Linked DNA regions of Homo sapiens: region 2 is linked to region 1. A link is a contact called in ENCODE Hi-C or POLR2A ChIA-PET data. All regions are on one chromosome and are shown on one strand. The core of a region is the stretch at or near the end of the contact, and the rest is flanking DNA. Distances in the headings are between cores, read along the strand shown.

Region 1 (4,991 bases), core at 964-3,463:
GCCCAGACACAGCTATAATGTGCAACAGGTACTCTAAAATGATAGAAATGACAGTCTTTGATGGCTTGGCACCAGGCACAGTGGCTCATGCCTGTAATCCCAGCAATTTGGGAGGCTGAGATGGGTGGATCACCTGAGGTCAGCAGTTAGAGACCAGCCTGGCCAACATGGAGAAACCCCGTCTCTACTAAAAATACGAAAAAATAGCCAGGCATGGTGGCCCATGCCTGCAATCCCAGCTACTCGGGAGGATGAGGCAGGAGAATCGCTTCAATCCACGAGGCGGAGGTTGCAGTGAGCCGAGATCGCACCACTGCACTGCAGCCTGGACGACAGAGCAAGACTCTGTCTCAAAAAAAAAAAAAAAAAAAAAAAAAAAAGAAAAGAAACGCGTCTTCGGGAGGCTCAATATCACCAATGGAAGTATGTGTAACAGTGTAGTGGCAGATACATTGATTAGAACCACTGTTCTAGCATAAAACTTCCCTGATAATATTCAGGTACTTAATTCATGTGACCTGCTAAAAGTGATAGGGACAAGCTTGATGGTGTTCGCAGGCAGAGGAACTGAAAATAATACTACATAAAGAATAGATGAATTCAGGTAAATTTAGCTGAATTTATGGGGACGGTAAGGTTAAATACAGTGATTAAGGTTTCTAAATAATTGCAGGGCTGGCCCGGTGGCTCATGCTTGTAATCCCAGGACTGTGGGTGGCTGACGCTGGTGGATCCCTTGACCTCAGGGGTTTGAAGCCAGCCTGGGCAACATGGGGAAACCCATCTCTACAAAAAATAACATAACATAACATAACATAACATAACATAACATAACATAACATAACATAACATAATTAGCTGGGTGAGGTGGCGTGGGCCTGTATTCCCAGCACCTCGGCAGGCTGAGGTGAGGGATCACTTGCACTAGGGAGGGGGAGGTTGCAGTGAGCTGAGATCGTGCCACTGCACTCAGATCTGGGTGACAGAGTGAGACCTTGTTTCAAAATAATAATAATAATAATAATTGCAGGACTGTAGTTAACGTGAGTTCTGCCTGAAATGCTTGATACTCTTCTCCTTTCCTAATATACGTTCCTTCTCTAATTTTTTATTCTTGCTCTCACAGAACATTGTCCAAAGCCTGCTTATAGGACTTAATATGCATACTGCTTTATAGTTAAATGTCTGTGCCTCCCACCAAGACAAATCTGCTTTAGTTAAATTTGTCTTACTCATTACTGTACCTTAAAATTTTGTATTTGCTTGTTGTCCAGCACAAAACGTGCATTCAAAAAAACCCAAAAAATATATATCCAAATGAACTTTCTTGTTGCAGGTAGGCAAGATCAATGTAACATTCTCTAAGGATAGCGCTGTCAGAAAACACACTGTTGCACACTACTTGGGTAGCAGTTTCACCTCATCCTCTGCTCATACTGCTCTGGAAGTCTGTTTTTTTCTCTCAAAGGCCAAGTCTCTCATTTCGAGACTCATCTCAAGAGTGCCGTCCTCTAAGAAGATCTTCCTGACTCCCTCCTGTGGAACTTTACCTCTCCCCTCTTGCTTGGTACTCTTCATGCGTCCTATGGTGAACAATTACACGTAAACACCTAAAACATATTATTATTCTCATTTGTTAACACGTTGGGCTCCTCCCCTTCAAAGAAAACACACAGCCTAAATGAAAAAAAGGTACTGGTCACCACAAGATTTTATTCATCCACTGGACCACCCGCTGGTGGGGGTGTTTTCAAAAAAGTGCTAGCATTTTCAATCAGGGCGACGATCTAGAGTCCCTTCTGGTGCACTGTTACAGAATTCTGATTACTGTAGGTTCAACTTTTCAGTTTGTGACAGGATTAGCTTTAATTTATTGCAATTAATTCTCTTTCATTTATAAAACCAACTTATGCCTCCTCTATTCTTAAGCTCCTATTTCCTTCGAGGGAAGCAGTGGCCTCCGCCGCCTGTACCCTCCACACCACCCGGCCTCTCGGTCTCGCTCCCCTTTCCCAGCACCGCGTGCCGTGGGCCTCTTCTCACCGTCCGGCCGAAATTCGAACTCCAGAAACTCGTGCCCAAACTTGCCCTTGTGCCCTACGTAGTAGCGCAGGTAGAAATCGCTAGCCACAGCCATTTTTGTACCCGGGAAGCCCGCCGAAAACGCAGCCAACGTGTCCCCCGGCGCCTTGCAGTGACGTCATCGCGCGGAATAAGTGCGTCACCACAGGCGCTTCTCTTCCTCCTGCAGTGCAGCCCTAGACTAAAGCGTGAAAGCCGAGTATCGCGTGAGAGTCCGGAGGCGCTGAAGGGAGGGTCGCAGCGCCGTGACTTTCGCTTTACTAGGAATGGAGGCACATTGTTTTCAAAATAAAGATTACATTATACTAGCAAAGATTAGAAATGTGAGCATATGATAGTCTTTTTTATGGACTTAGAGCTAAAGGTTTGCAAGTCACTTTTACTTTTCTGGTCTCCCAATCCTTGCGGCGTTTGTGAGGTGGGTGTGGCTCTATGCCCCCTTTAACTGTGAGCTAAATAAAGATAAAGCTTAGAATCGAAATGGCAGACCGGGAATATAAACTATTTTTCTTACTTAATTTCTAACAGGGTGCTTTCCCTTTGGATAGCGATTGGTAGTTACCCGGGACCTCTAAGCCTATAATAATAGAGACAAAGTCAAAGGAATCCAACTCTTAAAACCCTCACACCCCCCACACCTGAAAAACCCTGACAGTCACCGTGCTTTTTTTAACAGCAGAACTTCTAAGGTTCTTAATTCATTCAATAAGGGTTAACTTTTAGTAGCCTGTGAAGTTTTGGCAATTTGACTTACGATACAATAATGGTTTAGCCCATTATTGTTTCTCGCCAGATAGAATTAAATTGGGGGAATGAAAGAATGCTCCAGTGTGGCGTAGTTTTTAAGGTAAGGGAAAGACTTTTACACAAAGTTTCCTTTTCAGATATTATTGATCACCCTTTTGTTATCAACACACAGAGTAATCCTATCTGTCGGTTGACAACCTTCAGTGATTTTTAGTAGAAAGTGGTGGAGAGAAGACCTGGGATTCAATCCCAACACTTAACAGCTAACTAACCTCGGGCAAGTGACTATCTCTAAGCCTGTTTGTTCATCAGCCTAATGCATATACAGCAATCTACATTGCCAAGCTCACAGAATTCTTGAGAGATCTAATGAGATAATATGTAAAATAAGCTTTAAATTTTATAAAACATTAGTTTTAACAAACATTTCCTATGTGACAGTTTGAAACTAGAAATAAGCCATTTGATCTGGTAGTCTAGAAAAGAAAGCAAACACGTAAGGCGAATACCAGCACAAGGGAGCAATTGCTATAATTAAGAATATATGTGCCATCCTGGCCAGCATGGTGAAACCCCGTCTCTATTAAAAATACAAAAAAATTAGCTGGGCGTGGTGGCGCGTGCCTGTAATACCAGATACGCGGGAGGCTGAGGCAGGAGAATTGCTTGAACCCTGGAGGCAGAGGTTTCAGTGAGCTGAGATCGTGCCACTGCATTCCAGCCTGGGCAACAAGAGCGAAACTCTGTCTCAAAAAAAAAAAAAAAAAAAAAAGAAAAAGAAAAGAAAGCCTATATGTGGCCGGGCGCAGTGGCTCATGCCTGTAATCCCAGCACTTTGGGAGGCCAAAGGGGGCAAATCACCCGAGGTCAGGAGTTCAAGACCAGCCTGGCCAACATGGCAAAACCTTGTCTTTACTAAAAATACAAAAATTAGCCAGGTTTGGTGGCACGTGCCTGTAATCCTAGCTACTCAGGAGGCTGAGGCAGGAGAATCGCTTGAACCCGAGAGGCGGAGATCGCGCAGTTGCACTCCAGCCTGGGTGACAAGAGCGAAACTTCGTCTAAAAAAAAAAAAGTGTGTAAAACATGCCGGTAGTACAGCAGAGGAAGCAAGAGCATTCTATTGCAGAGTAGGGAAATTTGAAAAAAGAGTATTGGAAAAGGCTTGTCAACGGAAGTGTTTGAATTGGACCTTGAGAAGTAAGTTCTGTGTATGTTCAGTGGGATGAAAAAGCATTCCAGGCAGAAAATGACCCGAGCAAAGACAGTGGTGTGAAAATTCATGTTTGGGGAACACTAAGAAATTCGGTATAGCTAGAGCATAAGGTTCAAGTAGAATGACTAAAAAGGCAAATTGGGCCACGTTTCCTTGAGTCCATATTAGTAGTTATATAACTATTAATATAGAAAAATGAATCAGTCCCTACAATGGGCCACCATTTTGGAAAGTACGTAAGAAACAGGAAGCACCATGTTTTACCACTAGGGTGACTAGCCGTTCCAGTTTGACCAGGACTGTGGAGTTTCCTGGGAAATGGGACTTTCCATACCTGGAAACACCCAGGCAAACTGAGATGGGTTGGTCACCACACTTACCACAAGAATAATTCACAGAAATTTGAACACTCTATTCCGTAGTATCTCTGGAAATATCAGCTGTAATCCATTTTGTTGAATTATATGGAAAGCCTCATTCAATATCTTAGATTCCCTAATGTCTCTCCTTCAGGTTTTTGGCACATGTGCCAATGTTCATCTTCATGTTTACCTAAATAGAACTATGGATACCAGAATGTGTAACTATATAAATAGAGGTTACAGAATGCACAAAGTATTAACATCTTTGTTAAGTGGGCCAGTTACTGTCTTGATCTCCAAAAATGACATAGGGGTTCAAGACTATAATCCTACCTGTTTGTAAGATAAAATATGAAACTATATTTACTTAACTCTCTATATTTTAAGCCAAAATTTGAACCTTTTGTATTGAAGCAAGAATTACAAAGTGATAAAGCATTTGCGTTGTGTTGTATTCTTGGATGGTACACAACAGTGATGTGGAAATGTTCTTCTGTATGGCTGCTGAGCCCTTGAAATGTGACTACTGTGACTTCGAACTGAATTCTTAATTGTGATTAATTTAGATTAACATTTAAATAAAC
Region 2 (5,487 bases), core at 245-2,744, 2.3 Mb after region 1:
GTCTAAAAAAGAAAAAACACACAAAAAATAAAAAACAAATGTGGCTTATGTTTGTGGCTTGAATTATAGTTCTATTGTACAATGGTAGTCTAGTTCAACTTCTTGAACAGACGAGAACGCTGGGGTCCGGAGAGAAGCCCTGACTTAGCGGATGGCACACACTATAAAGCACTGTCATTTGCAGTCCCACCAGTCTCTCAGTACCCACCCCCACTCTGCCACACACACCCCTGGGAGTCTTAGGTGTGAAATGGGTGGACTCACAGACCCCTGGGCTGCATACCTCAAAGTGTTCCAACACTCAAGGCACTGCCTGTGGTTTTTTGGGAGTGAAATAAAAACCTAACAATGGTGGGGTCACAGTCTCCAGTAGGTCACATTTTAAAAGCACTTTAGGCTCTGGAGACTTGGGGTGTGGGGAGAAGTGAAGAGAAAGCTGGGGAGCCCTGGGCCTTCCCCCATTTCTTCATATGCAGAATAATCCAGATTAGTTTACCAAGCGCGCTGATAACCACTTTAAAAACAGAGTCCCTCCTGCCTCCCCGTGGCATGGGGTAGAACCTGGCTTGAGCCCCGACACAGGCGGGCAGCCACTCCAGGATCGTTCCACACGTAAACAAAGACGAGTTTCGGTCCGATTGGCTTGATCCTGGAAGAGGAGTGGGCAGTGGAGGGAGGGGAAACCAGGCACCAAAGCAAATTCCTTCATTTCATAATTTCATCTGGCGCCCCCGTTCAATCAGCCTGCATTGTCGAGGCTTTAGGAGAGGCAGTTAGGAAAGGAGAGATACTGATCTCTCAGCCCCAGGGCAGCACTAATGGTGCCTGTCTAGACTCTGACAGGTGGAGCTGCTGAGCTAACTACGGACCTGGTGGGGGAAGTTTTCCTTGGCTTTCACGTGGCTTTGGCTGGGGAGCCCTGAGAAGGTGGCTGCCTCCTTTTTCTGAAGCCTGGCTTCCCATACGGCAGTGGCTGGGGGAGAGTGATGGAGAGAAAGGCTAAGCTAAGGTCAAAGAAAGTGGAGGAAGGCTGGCTTGTCCCGCTGGACTTGACGGCGGAGCTGCTGCAATCTCGCGGGCTGGGCCCTTGCCCCGGGTGGACCCGAGTGCCTGCGGGGAGGCGGGTGTGGCTCCCCCGGGAGGTGACAGCTGGCGGGGCCCGTAAGGAGCTGGTCTGCTCCGGCTCCCCTCTCGTAGCCGGCGCCCTGGGACCAGCGCGTGAGCACGTCTCGGAGGAGTCCGATGCGCTGGGCAGGGCCGGGTGGTCACCCCCGCCCAGCTTCCAGGGGTGACTGTGCCTCTGACGTCAGACGGTTTTTGGGTCATTCCCTGGCACGGGGACTTTATTTTCATAACAGCATGAAGTGCCGTGGAACTGGAATAGGCGTGTCCTCTCCCTCGACCCTCCCCCTCCTTGTCCCTCTGCTCACCCCTCGCTCGTTCCCTCCCTCCGGCGAGGGCCGCCTTTATAACAACTGCTCAGAGTGCGAGGGCGGGATAGCTGTCCAAGGTCTCCCCCAGCACTGAGGAGCTCGCCTGCTGCCCTCTTGCGCGCGGGAAGCAGCACCAAGTTCACGGCCAACGCCTTGGCACTAGGGTAAGTGAGGCGCCAGGAGCCCAGAGCGCTGGGGCCTCCGGATTTAAATCGTCTGGGGAGAGCGGGGCGTTGGGAGGGGTGGGATAGAAGAGGAGAGAAATCCTGGTAATGGAATACAGTTGGCTATGAGAAAAAAATTCCCTAGGAAACAGTTCCTCTAGTTTAACAACTCAGATTTTTTTTTTTTTTTTTCCCCTTTGCGGGTTTCCTAGGCTAAGATAGAGGCAGAGAGCAAAGAGATAATCAGGGTAATAGTTTCTGCTCGGACACATTCTACAAACTTTGAGTAGATGGAATCCGGCCAGGCAGGAGGTGAGCAGCTCTGGGATCACTCTGCAGGAAAAGAATAGAGGGAGAAAGATCTCAGAGGACCCGAAGGTACTGGGAGTGGAGGGGGAGTGGGAAACAAGGGGCAGGGGCAGGAGGGAGGACACGGTGACAGCTACTATTTTACCCAGATGCTGCAAAAAGCCCTTCTGAGTTTTGGGAATTAGATCTAGAAGCCCATCCCTTTTCTCTTGATGTGTGGGCGGTCAGTTCCACTCTGGTGTGCCTTGAGTTGCTCAGAAACCTGGGACAGATGAAAGTTGAATGTGCGCTGAGAGTGCACCTTCCACTACCGACTTTATGGATAGGATTTGGGAATAGCATAGATGCTGTTCCATCTGGTCCCTTAAACATCCATGGGGAAGGCTGGCAAATAGCTTTATTTTATTTTTTGAGATGGAGTTTCACTCTTGTTGCCCAGGCTGGAGTACAATGTTGCGATCTCAGCTCACCGCGACCTCCACCTCCCGGGTTCAAGCGATTCTCCTGCCTCAGACTCCCGAGTAGCTGGGATTACAGGCATGCACCACCACTCCTGGTTAATTTTGTATTTTTAGTAGAGACGGGGTTTCCCCATGTTGGTCAGGTTGGTCTCAAACTCCCGACCTAAGGTGATCTGCCCGCCTCAGCCTCCCAAAGTGCTGGGATTACAGGTGTGAGCCCCCGCGCCCGGCCACAGATAGCTTTAAACATCCATGGGAAAGGCTAGCTAACAGCTGAAACCTGCTCAGAATCAAGGAATTTGAAGGACTTTCCATTCCTGACTTCTTTCCATTCCTGATTGTCTCCTCAGAGGCTTGTGTAAACACCACACCTGTTGAAGGGTTCGGCCGAATCAGCCACTGCTGTGGGTTCATTCCTGAAGGGGAACACTTCAGCTACTTCAGACACAATGGGCTAGGGACCACGGGAGGGGTGAGGGCGGAGGGGGCACACACCCTCCAGGTTTGCATGCCGGTGTCTGCTAGGTGAGGGAAGGAATGAGGGGAAGGAAGGGCCGGGAGAGGCGCTACGTGGGAAACAAGGGACCTCTCCAAGGGCGTGGAGAGGTGAGTGCCTCAAGGGCAGAATGGAATGAGCAGAACCCTTTGGTTTCCCGGGAAGAGCTCTCAACCTTGAGTCAGGAAGACTGATTTCTCCTCCCAGCTCCGCAGGAACATGGAACTGTGATCAGGCAAGGGGCTGGGCCTGAGTTCCTCATAGGGGTCTTGGGGAGGCCCCCAGTTTCCCCTCCTGTGTTTCGATTCTGGCCCCTCTCCATCTGCACACGTCGCCTTGGAAGTTCCCTTTAGAACTGGCTTTTTTGTATTCTAGTCTTGAATGGTAATCGAAGACAACAGGGTATGAAGAACAATTTTGACGGCGTGATTTTATTCTTCTCATTCTGGGTCCACTACTATTTAAAGTCCCAAGATTAAGCTGAGGAATTAATATGGTGGTATAGTAAACAATAAATTGAGGAGTATTTTTGCTTGAGGAATCTTTGACTTCCTGAGTAGTTCAGGGTGTTTGCTTCTTTTATTCTCATTTTTATTGCACTGTGGTCAGACTATATGGTCTGCACATTTCTTATTTTCTAATTCCAGATTTGTCTTTGTATTCTAAATATGCTCATTTTTGGCAAATGTTCCATTTGGACCATGGACCATAGTTCCTATTAAGCAATCATAATAGAGTAGAGATGGCAAACTATGGTCCATGGACCAAATATGGCCTATAGCCTCTTTCTGTAAATAAAGTGATTTTTGTTTTGTTTTGTTTTGTTTTTGTTTTCGTTTTTTTGAGATGGAGTCTCGCTCTTGCCCAGGCTGGAGCGCAGTGACGTGATCTCGGCTCACTGAAACCTCTGCCTCCCGGTTTCAAGGTTTCAAGCCATTCTCCTGCCTCAGGCTCCCAAGTAGCTGGGATTACAGGCGCCCGCTACCACGCCTGGGTAATTTTTGTATTTTTAGTAGAGACAGGGTTTCACCATGTTGGCCAGACTGGTCTCAAACTCCTGACCTCAGGTGATCTGCCTGCCTCGGCCTCCCAAAGTGCTGGGATCATAGGCATGAGCCACAACCTGTAATCCACTATTTTACTAAAACACAGCAATGCTCATATGTTTATGTATCATCTATGCTGCTTTCATGCTACAAATGTGTGGCTTGCAGAGTCTTAAATTGCTTATAACCTGGCCCTTTATAGAAAATCTATGCTGATCACTGATATAGAGGATCTGAATTATATGATTAGTAATGGAGATCTAATAAGATATGAAGATAGAGAATATTTCTATTTAAGTATCCATAGAACATTTACACAATTTTACCATGTTCTTATTCATATTGTATATTTTATCTGCCAAGGACTGGTAAAGAAGTATGAAAGTCTCATGCAACTATAGTATTGCCTTTGGGTTCTCCTTGTATTTTCAGCAGTTATTTATTTATTTTGAGACAGGGTCTTGCTCTGTTGCCCTGGCTGGAGTGCAGTGGCACAATCTTGGCTGACTGTAACCTCCACCTCCCAAGCTCAAGTGATCCTCTTGCCTCAGACTCTTGAGTAGCTGGGTCTACAGGCACCCACCACTACACCTGGCTAATTTTTAAATTTTTTGTAGAGATGGGGTTTTGCCATGTAGCCTAGGCTTGACTCAAACTCCTGGGCTCAAGCAATCTTCCTGCCTTCACTTCCCAAAGTGCTGGGATTATAGGTGTAAGCCTCTGTACCCAGCCTTCAGTACTTTTTGTTTTACGTATTTTGGTGCTATATTAGTTGGTGCATAAAAGTCTAGGATGGTTTTTTTTTTTTTTTTTTTTTTTTGAGACAGAGTCTCGCTCTGTCACCCAGGCTGGGGTGCAGTGGTGCGATCACGGCTCACTGCAAGCTCTGCCTCCCGGGTTCACGCCATTCTCCTGCCTCAGCCTCTTGAGTAGCTGGGACTACAGGTGCCCGCCACCATGCCCGGCTAATTTTTTGTATTTTTAGCAGAGACAGGGTTTCACCGTGTTAGCCAGGATGGTCTTGATCTCCTGACCTCGTGATCTGCCCGCCTCAGCCTCCCAAAGTGCTGGGATTACAGGCGTGAGCCACCGTGCCCGGCCCAGGATGGTTTTATCTTCAGTGTAGAGCATCCCTAATTATTATAAAACAAGCCTTTTGGTCAATATAATATCTTTTTGCTTTGATTACAACTTTGTATGATATTAAAACCTTAACTTCTACTTAATTATTTTACCTTGAACAACTTACTTAACTTTGTGTCTGACACATAATACTTGTTAAATAAATATTATGTTAGTATTTCTTTTTATTTTCATTTCTTTCTGTTCTTTTGCTTTTAACTCTTGTGTATCTTTTTGTTTTAGGTTAGGTTCTTCTAGGTATGATATAGTTTAGTCTTTTTTTTTTTCAAAATAGTTACCATTTACATTTCTTGTAATAATAGTTACTTGTTATTGTCATCTAATTTTAGGCTATATGGTTTGGTTGTCTCCATCTCCTTCTGCATTAGACAGTATATATCATATCATATTTTTAGATCTACTAGCAACTGAGTAGATGGTAGTGCCATTCTCAGG

What was found. Hi-C counts contacts between places; a loop is a spot of excess contacts on that map. ChIA-PET counts read pairs that join two places held with the same protein, here RNA polymerase II (POLR2A).
Region 2: a map of PC-9 shows a loop between it and region 1 (9-fold over the local background). The contact joins the promoter of GPRC5A here to the promoter of MAGOHB in region 1. A Hi-C loop is called at or near these places in 1 of 168 maps with a recorded cell type or tissue (PC-9). POLR2A ChIA-PET finds 5 or more read pairs at or near these places in 1 of 52 experiments (activated CD4-positive, alpha-beta T cell).

The regions. Positions count from the first base shown.
Region 1 is chr12:10,611,396-10,616,386 of GRCh38, forward strand. MAGOHB (mago homolog B, exon junction complex subunit) reads right to left here and starts at 2,214. Exons shown (of 5, transcript NM_018048.5): 1 at 2,044-2,214. The coding sequence starts at 2,137. RefSeq lists enhancers at 1,271-2,150, 1,935-2,334, 2,151-3,028.
Region 2 is chr12:12,890,068-12,895,554 of GRCh38, forward strand. It overlaps GPRC5A (G protein-coupled receptor class C group 5 member A), which reads left to right and starts at 1,495. Exons shown (of 4, transcript NM_003979.4): 1 at 1,495-1,597.